Regions from separate parts of the Mus musculus genome. Here region 2 is linked to region 1. Evidence: chromatin loops called from intact Hi-C (ENCODE). Cell type or tissue: heart. All regions are shown on one strand. Each heading gives the region's core, and the rest is flanking DNA. Links, peaks and the distances in the headings are about the cores only.

Region 1 (8,134 bases), core at 997-5,996:
GGGAGCAAGATAAATGTACAAGACATGTTCCTAAAGAAATCCCCTATCCCTAAATCCCGAATGGTAAAATAACTTGGCCCAGATTGCTCATGGATTTCAAGGCTTAAAAGCTCTGTACTATCCTGGCTCATGGTCGCAACCGGTTCCCAAGTCTGGTCCAAGGCTCCATCTATCAGAACTGGCCAAATGCTCAATAAACTATTCCTGTCTGACTGAGACCGGTGTTCGTGTGGCTTATGAGGCAACTCCTGGACCTCCAACAATAAGAATGACGCCGACAGGATCAAATATTTGCAGGTTTGGTCCTCAGTTAAGAACTGTTTGGAATGACTGGGAAGTGGAGATTTGTTGGAGGAGGTGTGTCAATGGGAGTGGGCTTTGAGGTTTCTGTGTCTATATGTCTCTTTCTCTCCTCCCTCCCTTTCTCTCTCCTTCACCCTGTCTGTCTCTCGGCTCATCCTGCACCAAGCCTACCTACACACTGCCATGCCCCCACCATGATGCAATGGACTAACTCTGAAACTGTTAGCAAGCTCCCGAGTCTATGCTTTCTTTTATAGGAGTTGCCTTGGTCACGGTATCTTTTCACAGCAGCAGAACACTGACTAAGACACCTAGACTTAGAAACTATTGGTCATGATTATATAATAAATTCATTTAACTAATTAATTTCTTGCTTTTGTGACATGGTAATAAACATGAGCTTTCCTTTGCCCCAGAGAAAGTGATCAGGGTTCCAAACTCTAAACAAAGAGACATTAAATGTTTACTACTGAAGTGGGCATGCCATTCCCCAGAACAGAGAGGAGAAGACAACTACTCCTTACCAGAGCTCAGGTAGGAACAGTTCACAGGTTGTGTTGGTTTTCCTCATTTATGGATTTAAGGACTAGTGAGGAGTGTCAGGTAATTCCTGATCTACGGATGAGACAAGAACCGAGCTGGGTGTCCTGGTGCACACACCTTTAATTCCTACAGTCAGGAGTCAGAGGCAGACAACCTGCGTGAATTTGAAGCTAGCCTGGTCTGCACAGTGAGTTTCAGGCCATCCAGCTACACATTGAGACCCCGGCTCAACAACAGCACTAATAACCTGGGGCTGCAGAGCTGGCTCAGTGATTAAGAACACTCGCTGCTGCTGGAGATGGCCAGAGTCAGATCCCTAACACCCACACAGCAGCTTACATGTCTGCAACCCCTGGGTATCTGATGCACTCTTTTGGTCCACAAGCATAAGGCACATACTTATACACATGCAAGAAAAACACTCAAACACGGTGCGGGGCGGGGGTGGGATCTAAATCACTGAGAACATAGCTACTATCCCAAACAGGAGAGAAACAATGGAATTGTTAGCTCATCTAGTGACAAACAGCTGACACACTGTAAAAAGTAGAACTGTCAGGCTGATTTGCACACAATGGTGCGACTCTATGTTATCTTTACTCCAATTCATGTCTAAAATGAAAGTATTAGATAGACAGAACTTAGCCCTGTTGTGTTATGATGGAATTTTCAAACACTGGAAAGAGCAAAGGGTTCCTGCCCATGCCAAGTCAGTTGTACGTCAGCACACGTGCAACTCTGGTAGTCTGCTGCATACTGCGCAGCCAAGGACAGCAACTAGAGCTGCCCTGTCAGGTATTGCACACAGTCCCAAAGACTATTCCCAGCACCAGGGAAGTTAACAGTCTCACTCTTCATAATTAAAACAAAGATTCAGAACCAGAGGCTGGAAAGATGAGTTCTTTAAAGGCCACTGCATGACACAGCTCTGCAATCAGCACCAGGAGGTAGAGACAGGAGCATCACTGAACCACACTGCTCTAGCCCTGACTCCCTAGCTGGCCAGCCAAGCCAACGGGTGATCTGTGGACTCAGTGAGAAAGCCTGTCTCAAAAGACAGCCAGTGTTAACCTCTAACCTTTACACACCTTCATACACATGCATCCACCTCTGCACAAGTACACACGCATGTACTACTCACACATAAAGCAACAAATACATTCTTAAAAATCCAAAAATACCCTTTCAGATTAGCCTAGTCAATGAAATTTCCAGTTTCACATGTGACCAAACTAGTGTATGTGTGTGTGTGTATGTATGTATATGTATATGTATATGTATATGTATATATATATATATATATATATATATATATATATATATGTATATATATATATGTATGTGTGTGTGTGTGTGTGTTTTGCCTTTGCCTTCATGAATGTCTGTGCACCTCTGTGTCTGTGTCTGGTGTCCTTGGAGGACCAAAGATGACGTCAAATGCCCTGGAACTGGAGTTACAGATGGTTGTGAGGCACCATGTGGGCTGGGAACTGAACCCAGGTCCTCTCAAGCACTGAGCCATCTCTCCAGCCCCTTCCAATCAGTTTTTGTGTATGTGTGCTGTAATACAGAAGTGATTAAATCTGGGGTTGTGGAATAAAGCAAGTCACTCTAATTTCTGAACTGTGACTTCAGTGAGCTGAACCAGACAGCCTTCCCCGGGCAGTGAGCATCTACAGCACTAAGTTTGTTCTTCCAGGAGCTTCTATTGCACTGCTTCCCCTGTGTCAGCAGCTTGTTGTTGCTATGACATTCTGAAGAAGGAAGGGCCTTAAAGGGAGTGAACTCTTCAGTTAAAGGAGCGACATGATCTTGTTAACATCCAAAGCTCTCAAGAACAACGCCAGCCAGGTTACCCTCAGGGTCCGAGTGTTTAAAAAAGTGTAGCCTCGAGGCTGGGAACGTGCTTAAATGAGCATGAGGTCCTGAGGGGATCTCAGTATCTATGGGCTGTGGGCAAGGCTCTGCAGCACACACTTAGACTCCCAGTGTTGGGAGGCAGAGTCAGGTAGAACCCTGGGTCTTGCTGGTCAGCCAGCCCAGCCACATCAGTGAGACCCAGATTTAGTGACAGATCTGCCTTAAGGAACTATGTGGGAAGCAAAAATAATACCCTAAATCCACTGTGTGTGTGTGTGTGTGTGTGTGTGTGTGTGTGTGTGTGTGTGTGTGTGCGTGCGCGCGCGCGCATGCACATATGTGCAGTCTTCATTAAAAGCAAGCTGAAGACCAGGGGAAGCAAGCAAGGGCGTGTTGTCTGAGGAAGGAGAATGCTGTGATGACACAGCTGGGAGGAAACCAGCAGTGAGAGAGCCCAGTTGCCATGGCACCGGTTGCTTTTCCTTGACTTGGTTCTGCTATTTCACCATGTAGTACAAGCTGACCTGGAGCTCTCTGTGTAGCCAAGACCAACCTTAACCTTGAAATCCTACATCTAGACCCATCCCTGAAAATGCTGGGATTACAAGTATGCATGAGCCACCATACCCAGTTACATTTTTTTCTTCAAAAAAGAAAAAAAAATTTCAGAGACCAAGGGGGAGGTCTGGGTGTCACCATGTAACTCTGGGTGACCTGAAACTTGCTCTGCACAGTAGACTTTTCTTGAATTCTCAGAGATCCACTTGGTTCTACCTCCAGGGTGCTAAGATGAAAGCCCATGAACCTTTGACAGTGATCAGCAATCACTATTTATGAAATGAGAAATAAAACGTATTTACCTGACATTGTCACTAGAGGGTGCTAGAGTTAAAGGAAGAAAACATGGGCTAAAGAATTAAGATCATTTTATGCTTTCCTAAAAGAAATAGTTGTACTTTTCTTTATGTAAAAACTTTAAAATACTCTCAGTAATTACATATACATATATATATGATATATATATGTATGTGCGTGTGTATATATGTGTGTGTGTGTGTGTGTGCGCGCCCAAATTTGGAACACAGTTACAACAGGACCAGCATGCAAGTTATCAGTTCATGGTGACAAATATATCCCACCCACGGCACCAGGATCCTGCTGAGGCTCGGATGCAAAGGAATCGGACAATAAGCGTAAGCTCCCAGGACCATTTGCAGCAGGATTAACGCCACTCTCTGTCTCTGAGCTGGTGCCTCACGTTCTCTCCACCGTGTCTAAGAAACTGCGGCTAATGTATCAGCTTGGGGCTGGGTAAAATCAGTCCTCGACCGTTCAGGACTGCCTGACAGGTGGGCTCGGTGACGCCCTGAGGGACTTTCCCGAAATCCTACTGAAAGCTGACTTCTCCTATCAGTGGTTTCCTTAAAAAAAAAATCCTGATTACATTTGTATTTATTTATGGGGAGGTGGCATGTGCATGCCATGACACATGTGTAGGAATCAGAGACCAAGCTGCAGGAGATTTTCTTCTACACTATGAAGTCCTGCGCTGACTGACTTCAGCTCATGAGTATTGGCAGCAAGTACCTCTATCCACTGAACCATCTCATCAGCCCCTCTAGTGAGCGTACGAACCTGCAGTGTCCTGTTTTAGTCTCATATCTGCTTAAAAACTAGTGCAGCTTTAATTTTCTGTACTGAAGCGGTAATGACAGACACTTCTACTAAACTGTGTCAGACTTCACAATGCCATTATTTAGGCAGGCTCACGGTGGAGAAATGTGACTTACCGACATTTGGAAAAAAATACTTTTAGTTGTTTCACTGATAATCAGTAGCTAAAAGCAAGTTAAAGATTCCTCCTTTGAAATGAAAGCTAGTCTCGACGGAGGAAGACTCTCACTAGTGATGCTTAGCAACCCACTAGCTACCCACTCCTAGTCTCTGCTTAGCATTCTTCACACTTGACAGACAGCTGTGACACTAAATAAATAAGACACCGCACTGGGCAAATCCAGCCTTGGCACACACCAGCTCTTCACAGTACCTCAGCAGTGGTGAGGAAGACCTTATCATCGATGTGTCTCAGTCCGCAGGCCACCACCCCAAGAGCAACTCCAGGGAACACGTAGGAATTGTTGCCTTGGCCAGGAAACAGAGTCCGTCCATCTGGGAGAGTGACTGGATCAAAAGGACTGCCGCTGGCAAAGATTGCACGTCCCTGCAACACAGACACACACTGCTGATAAGGGAAGTGGGGTGTCTGAGGACAGAACCGTCTGAAGGAGGCTTAGGAGTGTCTAGAGCTTAACTCCTGGTGAGCCCGGGGGCTGTGCTGTTGGTGCTGCCAAGGGGTCAGCACGGGTGCTTTTTACTCTATGTTAACCTGCCCAGGAATGAACTCAGCATAGGACTCCCTAAGGCTGCAACTCTGTTCTCTGCAGTGGTCCAACCACAGGCCCAGTGGCCACATCTGAAGAGGCTTCTAACTGCAAACGTCTGAAGATGAAGTCAAGAGGTTCCTAGAATTTTCGAGATGGTGTGCTAGGTTAGAACTTAGTGTCCAGTTTCCTGGTGACTTTCAGTGTTTTACAATACAGAGCATTAGGTGAGAAATAGGTGAGACCACCTATTTCTGACACACTGAAGGTTTAAAATAGAGCTATATAAGCTGAACTCGAATTACGGATGTGTGTGGCAGGAGCTCTAAGCTAAGGGAGGACTGTTGACATACACAGAAACAAAGCAATGAATTGCGCACTTGCTGATCCAGGGCCTCCTACGTGCAAGTACTACACTACGATTCTGTTACTGCTCAAGGGCTGTGTGTTCTCCCTTGAGGACTTAAAGCTATGGAAGAATGTGAAGAAAACTCAATCTGTAGATGAGATAAAGATTACAATTACTCAGGATACTGCCTGCCACCCCAGATCAGAGAGAAAGGCGTGGAATGGCTCCTTGTCAAAGCATCATTAGCTCCGCGACCATGAAGGCTTGAAACATCATTACAAAGTCGAGCCAAGCTCCGGCTTGCACACAGTATCATGACTTTGTGCTGTGTTTACATTCTCTATTTTATATTTCCAAAATAGAAGTTTTAGATGCATAAAATCAATCTCATTTTTGTTACGATATTTTCAAGTCTTTGAGGAGAACAAAAGGCCTTCTGCCAAGCTATCAGTCAAATATATATCAGTACAAACACAGTATAAAATTAACTTTTTATTTTTAAAACTGGGAAGTATTGAGTGCCGAGGACTCTATGCCAGTCTGGCTGGGTATCAGCATAGCTGCCCAGATCCTCCACCCATGGCATCAAAATCCAAACCCAAAATTTAGCTAAGCAAAAATTAAACTGTGGCTTCATTTTGTATGCTTCAGTGCTAAGAAACAGCTAAAGATATCTTCATAACCACCCGAAGTTCAGTTCTTTCCCTTTACTTTTTTTATATTTAAAACTTTCCAAGTCACTCAAGGGATGCTACCATGAAGACCTACAGAGTTGGTTTATTTCCTGAGGATGAGAAGGTGGAGTCACCACGGAAGAAGAGTCTTCCTGTATCTTTCGGTTCTGATGGGAGGGAGTAAGGCTGAGGTCAAGGGGTGATCAACACCGGAGCAGCTCAGGCTTCCTGGATGACCCATCCTGGACTGCTCACCTTGGTCACCTTGTAGCACTGCTCTGCAGAGCACTCCGCTTTGCTGGTCGGATTACTCAAAGCAAAGATGATGGGCCGCTCGTTGAAGGCAGCCATATCCTTGAGAATTTGTTCAGTGAAAGCACCACCAATTGCAGCAACTCCTACAAAGGAAACAAGAAACCAGGGATCAGAACTGGTCAGTTCTTCCAAAGGCCCAGACCCCCAAACAATGAGATATGGCAACTCACTTCTAACAGGCCCTAACAAAGCACAGAATGTTCACCCTGAAGCCTAGTGATGAAACAATGTTGCTTAAGGCCAATTATCTTTAGGGTTACAAATCAATAAGTGCCTTTATAAGTCACAGATAAGACATCAGACTCACAAGTCAGAAGTCCTAGTCAGTCATTAGGAACTGTGGTTACAAGTGTTTCTATCAGGAAATTAAACCATGTCTGATACATTCTCTCTAAGCAATTTTGAGTAGACCATGGTAACTGTGTCTTTATAAAGCGACATTAGCTATCACCTCATTCCACTGTGAAGCTGAAATAACCACTCGCTGGAAGCAGAATAAAGCAACTAACAAACTAACGTAAGAAAGGTAAAAGGTCTAAGTTAACTGAAGAACACACTGTATAAGACAACCCTGAAGGCTTGTGAAGTTCTTTGTGATTCTGGATCCTCATCCCTGACATTATCAACTACTGCACAAGTGCTACTAAGATTACACTATGATTGAAAAGTAGACAGACACACACAGAAAGGGAACAAACTCATAGCTTTCTTCAAGATTTGAAGCACAGAATTTGCACACATCTGTTCTGCTTTTCTAAAGCAGGGTCTCAGACAGCTCAGGCTGAGCTCCTGTCCTGTGTTCCTGTCCTGTCCTGTCCTCCTGTCCTGTGCTCCTGTCCTGTCCTCCTGTCCTGTCCTGTCCTGCCCTCCTGTCCTGTCCTCCTGTTCTGTCCTGTCCTGTCCTCCTGTCCTGTCCTGTCCTCCTGTCCTGTGCTCCTGTCCTGTGCTCCTGTCCTGTCCTGTCCTCCTGTCCTGTGCTCCTGTCCTGTCCTCCTGTCCTCCTGTCCTGTCCTGTCCTGTCCTGTCCTCCTGTCCTGTCCTGTCCTGTCCTCCTGTCCTGTCCTCCTGTCCTGTCCTCCTGTCCTGTCCTTCTGTCCTCCTGTCATGTCCTGCCCTCCTGTCCTGTCCTCCTGTCCTGTCCTCCTGTCCTGTCCTGTCCTCCTGTCCTGTCCTGTCCTCCTGTCCTGCCCTCCTGTCCTGTCCTCCTGTCCTGTCCTGTCCTCCTGTCCTGTCCTCCTGTCCTGTCCTGTCCTGTCCTGTCCTGTCCTGTACTCCTGTCCTGTCCTGTCCTCCTGTCCTGTCCTGTCCTCCTGTCCTGTCCTGTCCTCCTGTCCTGTCCTCCTGTCCTGTCCTGTACTCCTGTCCTGTCCTCCTGTCCTGTCCTGTCCTCCTGTCCTGTCCTGTCCTGTCCTCCTGTCCTGTCCTGACCTCCTGTCCTGTGCTCCTGTCCTGTCCTGTCCTCCTGTCCTGTCCTGTCCTGTCCTGTGCTCCTGTCTGGACTTCCCAAAGCTGGGATGGGATGGGAGGAGTGCACAACACCCACAGCTACACACTACACACTGTACTGTGCACACAAAGGCACAGCATGCACAGCTACACACTACACACCTTACTGTGCACACAAAGGCACAGCACGCACAGCTACACACTACACACCGTACTGTGCACACAAAGGCACAGCACGCACAGCTACACACTACACACTGTAC
Region 2 (8,134 bases), core at 2,088-7,087, 99 kb after region 1:
AAACGAAAAGTTAGCTTTGTTTAGAGGTTAAAGGGAAGAGTGTGCTGAGCAGTGACATTAAACTGAGTGGTAACTGATGACTGAGAGAGAAGGTGACGCCTGAGGTGAAGGCTGGGTGGGGGTGCAGGACCCAGCATGGCCATGAACTCAGTGCAGAAAGATGCAGCTTCTTAAGACAGAAAACAAAAGGAAGCTGTGTCAGCTGCAGGAAACACTCTGCCTGTGGGACAGAGAAGCAGGAGACACACCTGTCACTTAAAAAAAAAAAATTTGTACAATGAATCTATAATTGCTATTATAAAAATAATTAGAGCCACTAGCTACTATGCCATTATCAAATATAAAAGCAAATCCCTTTAAATGAGTATAAAGTATCAGCAAAGAAATAAAGGCAAGTGCAAGTTTTAGAAGTGAATAACACAGCAACTCAAAGTATTCACAGGGTGGGCGCAAGAGCAGAGATGGAGTGGGAGGAGTCAGGGATGCCCATGATGAATCATGACAAACTAACTAAGCAGACAAATGTATGAAATAAAAGACTAAGAGGCCTTTTAATATTGTTCTGCATTTAGCACTTATGTCATCAGTCTTAAAAGTGATAGTGTACTATGAGTTGGCTCTGTTGATAAAGAGTGTTTGCCATGCAAGCCTAAGGACCTAGTTTCAGATCCCAGCACTCTTGTAAGTAGAAGGCAGCCATGGTGGCAAGCTTATCTAATCCTTGAGTTGGGGAGGCAGAGACAGGTATCCCTGGAGTTCACTGGTCAGCCTGACTAGCTAATCGGTGATCTCCAGTCTCAGGGCATGAGTCTGTCTCAAGGAACAAAGTGAAGAGCAAATGAAGCCATCCACCATGGGTATCTGGCCTCCACACATGCACGTTTGTACATGTACACTCAGAGAGACACACCAAAGGAACAAGGGAGGAAAAAAAGACTCGAAAATGTTTTAAAATTTATAGAAACATTGCAAGAAGATGTAAGATTACTGAACTGCAAAATTTAACATAACTAAGAAGGTTAACAAAAAATTCTAATTCCAAAAGCATTTACATTCAAGATTTTGAAAATGGAAAACAAGCTCCACTGTCCAAAGAAAAGTGATATATACATATATTATATATATGTATATATATATAATATACATATATATATATACACACATATACACACACATATATATACATATATATACATATACATAATTACCTAAGTGACTACAGCTTCCTCAGCGAAAACAAAGGAGACCAGAAAGTAGGAGGACCATGTGTGTTAATACTGAGGAAGAGGATTGATAACAGATAATTCCATACCCAGTGAAAATATGCTTCAGAAATGAGGGGAAAATAAGAACATTTTCAAAGAAAGGGAATCAAGACAGCTGGTCTCCTGCAGACCTGTTCTAAAAAAAAAAAAAATCTTGAAATGGAAGGAAAATGTCTCCTGAGGAAAACTTGGAACATCAGCAACCAAAAGTAAGGAGAGTAGCTGTAAATATCTGGGAACTGCATCAGATTCTCCACTCACTCCTGAACGCCTTAAAATATGTGTGAAAAGTTAAAAGGACATAAAATTTATGCTCTACCCAAACATAAAGATTTGAGTCGATGCAATACATATGCAAGGAGATATGGTCATAAGTTAAACAGACTGACTAAAACATAATGATAAACATTAAAACAATGGAAAAGGAGAAATCCCAGAGTAAAAATCAGAGAGGACAAACATCTAATAAAATGGTAGACATAAATCTAAACATAACAATCACATTAAATGTAAATGGCCTAAACACACAAATTAAAAATACTATTAGAAACCAGCAATGACTAATAAGATCATCCCAGCTTCTCACTAGTGTAGCTTTGTCAGGCTTTAAGAACTGACACTCCACATGGCATCAGTTCTTGAAATTGTAACTTGACATCTGTGGATCCCTTAAAGCCAGCAACACCCTCATGTTACATGTTAATTCTCAGAGAAGGAGTTGTTGTTTTCCATTTTCCTGATCTAACAACTGAATTTTTCTGATGGTTTGGAAAAATATAAATTGCAGGAGAAATTTGTGAATGTTATTTGTCTGATGTATCCTGTTTCTACTTTAAGATACAAGGTATCAGATTTCTCCTATGTCATAGAGTGACATTTTAAGGTTTTTTGTTTATTTGTTTGTTTGGTTTGGTTTGGTTTTTTTCGAGACAGGGTTTCTCTGTGTAGCTCTGGCTGTCCTGGAACTCACTTTGTAGACCAGGCTGGCCTCGAACTCAGATATCTGCCTGCCTCTGCCTCTCAAGTGCTGGGATTAAAGGCGTGTGCCACCACACCCGGCTGACATTTTAAGGTTTTTAACCTTAAATCTAAAAGATAAAATTTAGTTTTAATAATTTTACATTTGAAAACAAAAATTGATGTACTTATTATATATATTGGGGGAAGTATATACATTGCAGAATAGGTAAGTAAAACTAACATATGCATGATCACACATACTTTTTTGTGATAAGAACACAGAATTTAGGAAGACATCTTTAATATGAAGGTGGCTGTATACTACTTGGCATATACTCGTAACTATTATAACTTTATTCAAAATTGACTCCTCATTATGAAGAATTCCTTCTCTCATTTATGCCTTGATTTTACTTGGGAGCAGTGCTAACTGACTTTTTTGATCTTTGGTTTTAGAGAATGTTTTAGGTGGTGCCTCATGGTATAATGCAGGTTGACATACAACTTATCACTCAGTTTAGGGGGAGTTACAATTTCAACACAAGAGTTCTGGAGTAATATAATCACAGCACATAAAGACTTTTATAACACATGTGTATGTGTGTATGTTATTTTATAATATAGATGTACTATGTCACAATCAAGTTGGAAAATACATTTGGAGACTGAATAATTTAAAAATATTGCAATCTATTCTAAGTTTAAGGGGCCTACTTGTAATACTACACTGGCGTCTTAGGACCCCTGAAACCCTTTTCTGGTGTGTCTGAAGACAGTGACAGTATACTCATATATACATAAAATAAATAAGTAAATCTTTAAAAATATAAATAAAATAAAACCTGAAACCCTCAGATTCCTGCCTGGGACTCCTCACAATAGAAACACAGTCACGAGCACACAAACACTCTTGCTGTTGTTCGTAATCAGTGAAAAATGATGTTGGTGAGCTTAGTATAAAATCTCTAGAACTTCTAGTCTCATGGTTTTTTTAAACATTTTTTAATATTTTACTCCAAAGTTACCAGATTAGCATAGTGGAGACTAAAGTCTGTCTTCTGTCATCAAATTCAAAGGGTTAATGGTTGACTCAGATAGATTATAACTCCATCTGCATGACCTCAGGAAAAACAGTGAGTCTTAATATTCTCTGTATTATTCAAAACAATTATTGTCTTGAACTGCAGTGCTTTCTGTTCCTAATCACAGATCTGTTTGTTTCTCTTTTCCTCATAGCACAGCAAACCAGAACCTGCTATAATGGGGAGCAAGCACTTTTCAGAATCTCGCCTTTTCGATTTCAAAGTTAATAAGGAGGACCAAATTAAATTATTAGTAGAAACTACCACTAGCTGCAACTGAATCAAAATGCATAAAATACCAAAGGGGTGTAGCATTTGGAGACTCAAAGGAACAATTACCTACAACAAAGCTAACAATTAGCGTTTTCCCACCTCTGCATAAACAAAGTGAAAAATAATGGGAGTAATTATTTTTTTATTGTTCATACCATTTTAATTTTTGTACAGCAGTTTATAAAGCATGATTACTGGCCATATAAAATTTCTGAAAACAGAGAATTACAAGTCATCTAAATCAGCGGAAATCCTGAAACTAATACATTTTAAATTGTATACCTAAGTACATACACACACACACACACACACACACACACACATATATATATATATACACATACACACACACACACACATCTTAAAACAGTTCCGTCTGTAGGGTATGGTGGTTCACACCTGCAATTGTAGAAGACTGAGGCAGGAGTACTGCTTTGAGTTCAAGGCCAGCCTAGTCTATATAATGAGCTCTAGCCCAGCCTCAACTACACAAAGTGAGATTCTGTCTCAAAAAAAAAATGTATGTATGCATATATGTGTATATATGTATAGTGTTTATATATGTGTATACATTCATATATGTGTGTGTATATATAGACATATGTATGTATAAATGCATGTATATATGCTATGTTTATTAACACAGTAAATCCCCTAAGTATGAGGTAGAAGTACTTCCCAACAGCTGTGACAGAATCAGTCTGAAATGATATACATTTGACTATTAGCAAGTAGTAAGGTTTAGAATTCCGTATAAATTACGAAGATCCTATGTCTCTCCGGTTTGCTTTGTTGTTGTTCTTGACTTTGTGTCTACTGTTAAGTTTGACTTTTACCAATTTTTACTTCCTTAAGATTGTGCCAACACGTAGTTAAAATTTCACAGATTATAAAAGCCAAATTCTGGGGCTGGAGAGAATGGCTCAGCGCTTAAGAGCACTGACTGCTCTCCCAAAGGTCATGAGTTCAATTCCCAGCAACCACATGGTGGTTCACAACCATCTGTAATTGGATCTAATGCCCTTTTCTTGTGTGTCTAAAGACAGTGACAGTATACTCATATATACATAAAATATATAAATAAATAAATCTTTAAAAAAATAAATAAAATGAAAGTCGAAGTCTAACATTTTTAGCTCTATCCCATTAAACAATTTAATGACCGATTCAAAGGAACTTTAGACTTCTGTATAAATGTGTATTAATTAGATATTATGAGGTAGTTAAATTAATGGGTCTACTGTCTTAGGATATTGCCAGAACCAACACTGTGAAAGCTCCCTGCAGTTGCTGGGGTGATGCATGCCTTTAATCTGAGCACTAGGAGGCAGAGGCAGGCAGGCAGACCTCTCTATGAGTGCAAGGTCAACCTGGTCTAGATAGTCAATTCCCTCCAGGCTAGACAAAGCTACACAATCAGAACTGCACTAAATAAATAAACAAATAACTGACGAAGTAGTAAGTACAAAATAATATGGAGCACCTTAGTGTATAAGTGTAAGCATTAAATCATAGTGAGAATAAGATAATTAGGAAAGGCTTCCCTAGGGAAATGATTACTAAATCAATTAATATCATTTTAATTTTAGGAGTCACAACAAAAATGAAAAGAAGAAAATCTTCAATATATTTTAAGCTAAAGGCTAAGTTTGGGAGTTAGACACATCTAGGATAGATAGTAAAACATTAATTTACATTCAACATAACAGGAAATAGCACTATAAGGATTTGAATAACAGGAGAATGTGAATAAAATGCTAACTGGTAGATCTCTCTCTCTCTCTCTCTCTCTGTGGTGTGGGGGACACGCACTCTCTTGTGTACATATACAAGTTGTTTGTGGGTGCCTCTAGCTGTGAGCTGCCTGAGATAGGTGCTGAGAACTGAACCCGTGTCCTCTGCAAGAGCAGCAAGCACTCTTAACCACCGAGCCACTTTCCTCAGCAACAAAAGATGTTTTCATCCATACCTAAATGTACGGACATAATACTAACTAAGCATGTCTCGGTCACCCAAAGGTAGGATCGTCAAACTCTTCCTTAGTGTGGCTAAACGAGTATTCCTATAGCGGGTGACAGGCTAGGCTCGTCTGCTAGGAGAAATTTAGAAAGCACTGTTGACTTTAGCATCCCCTTGGAGTCAGGTCATCTCAACATTAAAAAATTAAATTAAATTAAGAATTCTGTCCTAATAACAAAGACAGGGGACTTTTGAGTATATAGCAGATGATGTTAATGCCACAGGCATCACGCTGACCCCAGGGCTGAGTAAGTAAAGTTCCTTCTATTGATTGTCCCAAGATGACCCAGATTTGTAATCCAACTTGATACACTGCAGGTAAAATGTGTGCACACATTAAGACTGTACTTTTCTACCTTTGGTGTAAGATCTTTGTGACAGTATCGTTTCTACAGTGGGTATCAACTGTTACAGGTTAGCAGGAGACTCCAAACCCAGTAAAGTATGCCTTTGCTATGGGATGGGATGGGCTGGCCTGTCTACCCACTCTTAACAAACATTTCAACCTTGACTTAAGAAAATCAAACAGGTTCTGCTACTCGTGTGATCTTGTCAAGGCGACCCATGATTTCGTCATAAGTCAGGACAGGCAGGTAACACGTGAGAGCCACAAGTGGCTTTGTCACACCAAAGTTTACCTTTGTTCTAGTGAAAATAGTCCTCGACCTACAGGATAATAAAATAGGAAGAAAAAAAATTCAAACTAGCAATTACATTGATTTTGAAGGAAAAATAAGTAGGAAACTTAAAATGTTTACACTACATAGCTATAAATAATCAAATAAAGATTTGTAGAAGTCACTACAAAAAAATTACAAACTCGCCGGGCGTGGTGGCGCACGCCTTTAATCCCAGCACTCGGGAGGCAGAGGCAGGCGGATTTCTGAGTTCGAGGCCAGCTTGGTCTACAGAGTGAGTTCCAGGACAGCCAGGGCTACACAGAGAAACCCTGTCTCGAAAAACCAAAAAAAAAAAAAAAAAAAAAAGAGTCATAAAAAAATTACAAACTCAAACTAGCTATAATGCGCAAAATAATCACACGTGTTTAAGTTATTAATAATGAGCACAAGTCACCCATAACATGACTAGAGAGAAATGCTGAGGTACACTTCTTAACGAAAAAGGAGGTTCACTAAAGTGATACCCTAAAAGACTTAACAGGCCTCCATGCTGACACTCATGTCACTCTCCACATACTGAAGAAATAGGAAATCAGATATGCACACACGTGCATGCACATATGTGCGTACGTGCGTGCACGCACGCACACACACACACACACACACACACACACACCATTCTAACAACCACCCACACTATAAAATAAGACCTAGTTACTTACAAAAGCAAACTGATCATTTCTAAAATGTTCTCATTTAGGGGAGATCTTGGGTATAGGGTGGGAGGAGAGATATCACAGCATGAGAAAAGGGAACTCTGATCTGGGGCATACATTGAATTTCCTTGTAATAAGAAAAGAAAAAAAGAGGACTGGTTTAAAAAAAAATAATAACTTTCCAAAAGTCAGAATTTAGAAAGGAAAATAAATGAATAAATAAAATAAATGACTGTACCGCCGTATCATGTAAGTTTTCCCACCTAGGCATGCACGTAGGGTTCAACAAGAAACCACCCACACCATACAACCAATGTCATCCCAGAAGCCAAGAGGCCCTGGAGCCCCCACATCTTGTGGATGGGATCCCAGGCACTCAGAGGCCATCTCTGTTCAAGGCAGGACCGGTAGGACCACTTGTCTCCACAGCAGCCTCCGGTCATTGCCAGTCCAGTCACCTGGACCGGGAAGGCACGTCGCGGCTGAGCTGGCCGCCCGCCTGCCACCCTCACGGAAAACGCTCGATTCCCACACTGGTCCACACTGCCCTTCCCGGGATGGGAAAGGGGCAGACAAAGAAGAGCGGACCACAAGTTACATCGCTCCCCGGGGTCCAGCATCGGGATGCTGAGAGGCGAGGGCGCCGGCTCCGCAGTGGCCTCCCGGGTGGGACGGTCCCCTCGGTGGCACGCAGGTCCCCGCGGCCCAGCGGCCGGCTGCGGGCACAGGGCGGCTCTCGGGGCCGCGGGGCTCACCTTGTTGAGATGCGGGTCCCGCGTCAGCAGGTAGCCGCGCTGGTGGGTGTGTCGGCGGCGGGGGGCTCGGGGCTCCATGGCTGGCACGGTGGCGGGGCGGACGCGGAGTGCGGCGGGCGGCGGCCGTGCGACGGAAGGCCCCGCGGCCGGGGGCGGGCGTGGGTGGCGAGAGGGGGTGGCGAGGCGGGAGGAGCCCGCGCCTAGCCGCCGCCGCCGCGGCCGGGCGGCCCGCGAGAAGCGCTGAGTCACGGCGGCATCGGCCGAGCCGCCGTGCGAGGGGGCGGGGGCGGGGCTCCGGCCAGGCTGGTGAACGCCAAGCGAGAGACCTGGGCCCCGACGGGTGAGGGGCGGGCCGCCTCGCTTCCTCGGCTCGTCCACTGTCCTCCCCTAACCCCAACGTCCTGGGTGCCAGCCATGCCCCCGGGGCCTGATGCAGGAGGGGGA

The links. Hi-C counts contacts between places; a loop is a spot of excess contacts. Peaks named below come from ENCODE experiments on the same cell type or tissue, not always from the same donor. Only the 100,000 strongest peaks of a DNase experiment are listed, where the experiment ranks them.
Region 2: it touches region 1 in a loop (2.0-fold over the local background); 1 of 42 quality-filtered maps calls a loop at or near these places.

The regions. Positions count from the first base shown.
Region 1 is chr9:86,589,691-86,597,824 of GRCm38, forward strand. It overlaps Me1 (malic enzyme 1, NADP(+)-dependent, cytosolic), which reads right to left. Exons shown (of 14, transcript NM_008615.2): 11 at 6,366-6,508; 12 at 4,754-4,927. Among named protein-coding and RNA genes, the nearest start is that of Rwdd2a, 22 kb to the left of the region's middle. In heart, for the core only: a CTCF peak has its summit at 3,578 (motif pointing right); a DNase peak (open chromatin) is centred at 3,141; H3K27ac peaks cover 1,700 bases.
Region 2 is chr9:86,687,983-86,696,116 of GRCm38, forward strand. Me1 (malic enzyme 1, NADP(+)-dependent, cytosolic) reads right to left here and starts at 7,932. Exons shown (of 14, transcript NM_008615.2): 1 at 7,691-7,932. The coding sequence starts at 7,768. It overlaps A330041J22Rik (RIKEN cDNA A330041J22 gene), which reads left to right and starts at 7,460. Exons shown (of 3, transcript NR_045835.1): 1 at 7,460-7,720. In heart, for the core only: a CTCF peak has its summit at 4,895; no DNase peak of the experiment used is centred there; H3K4me3 peaks cover 320 bases.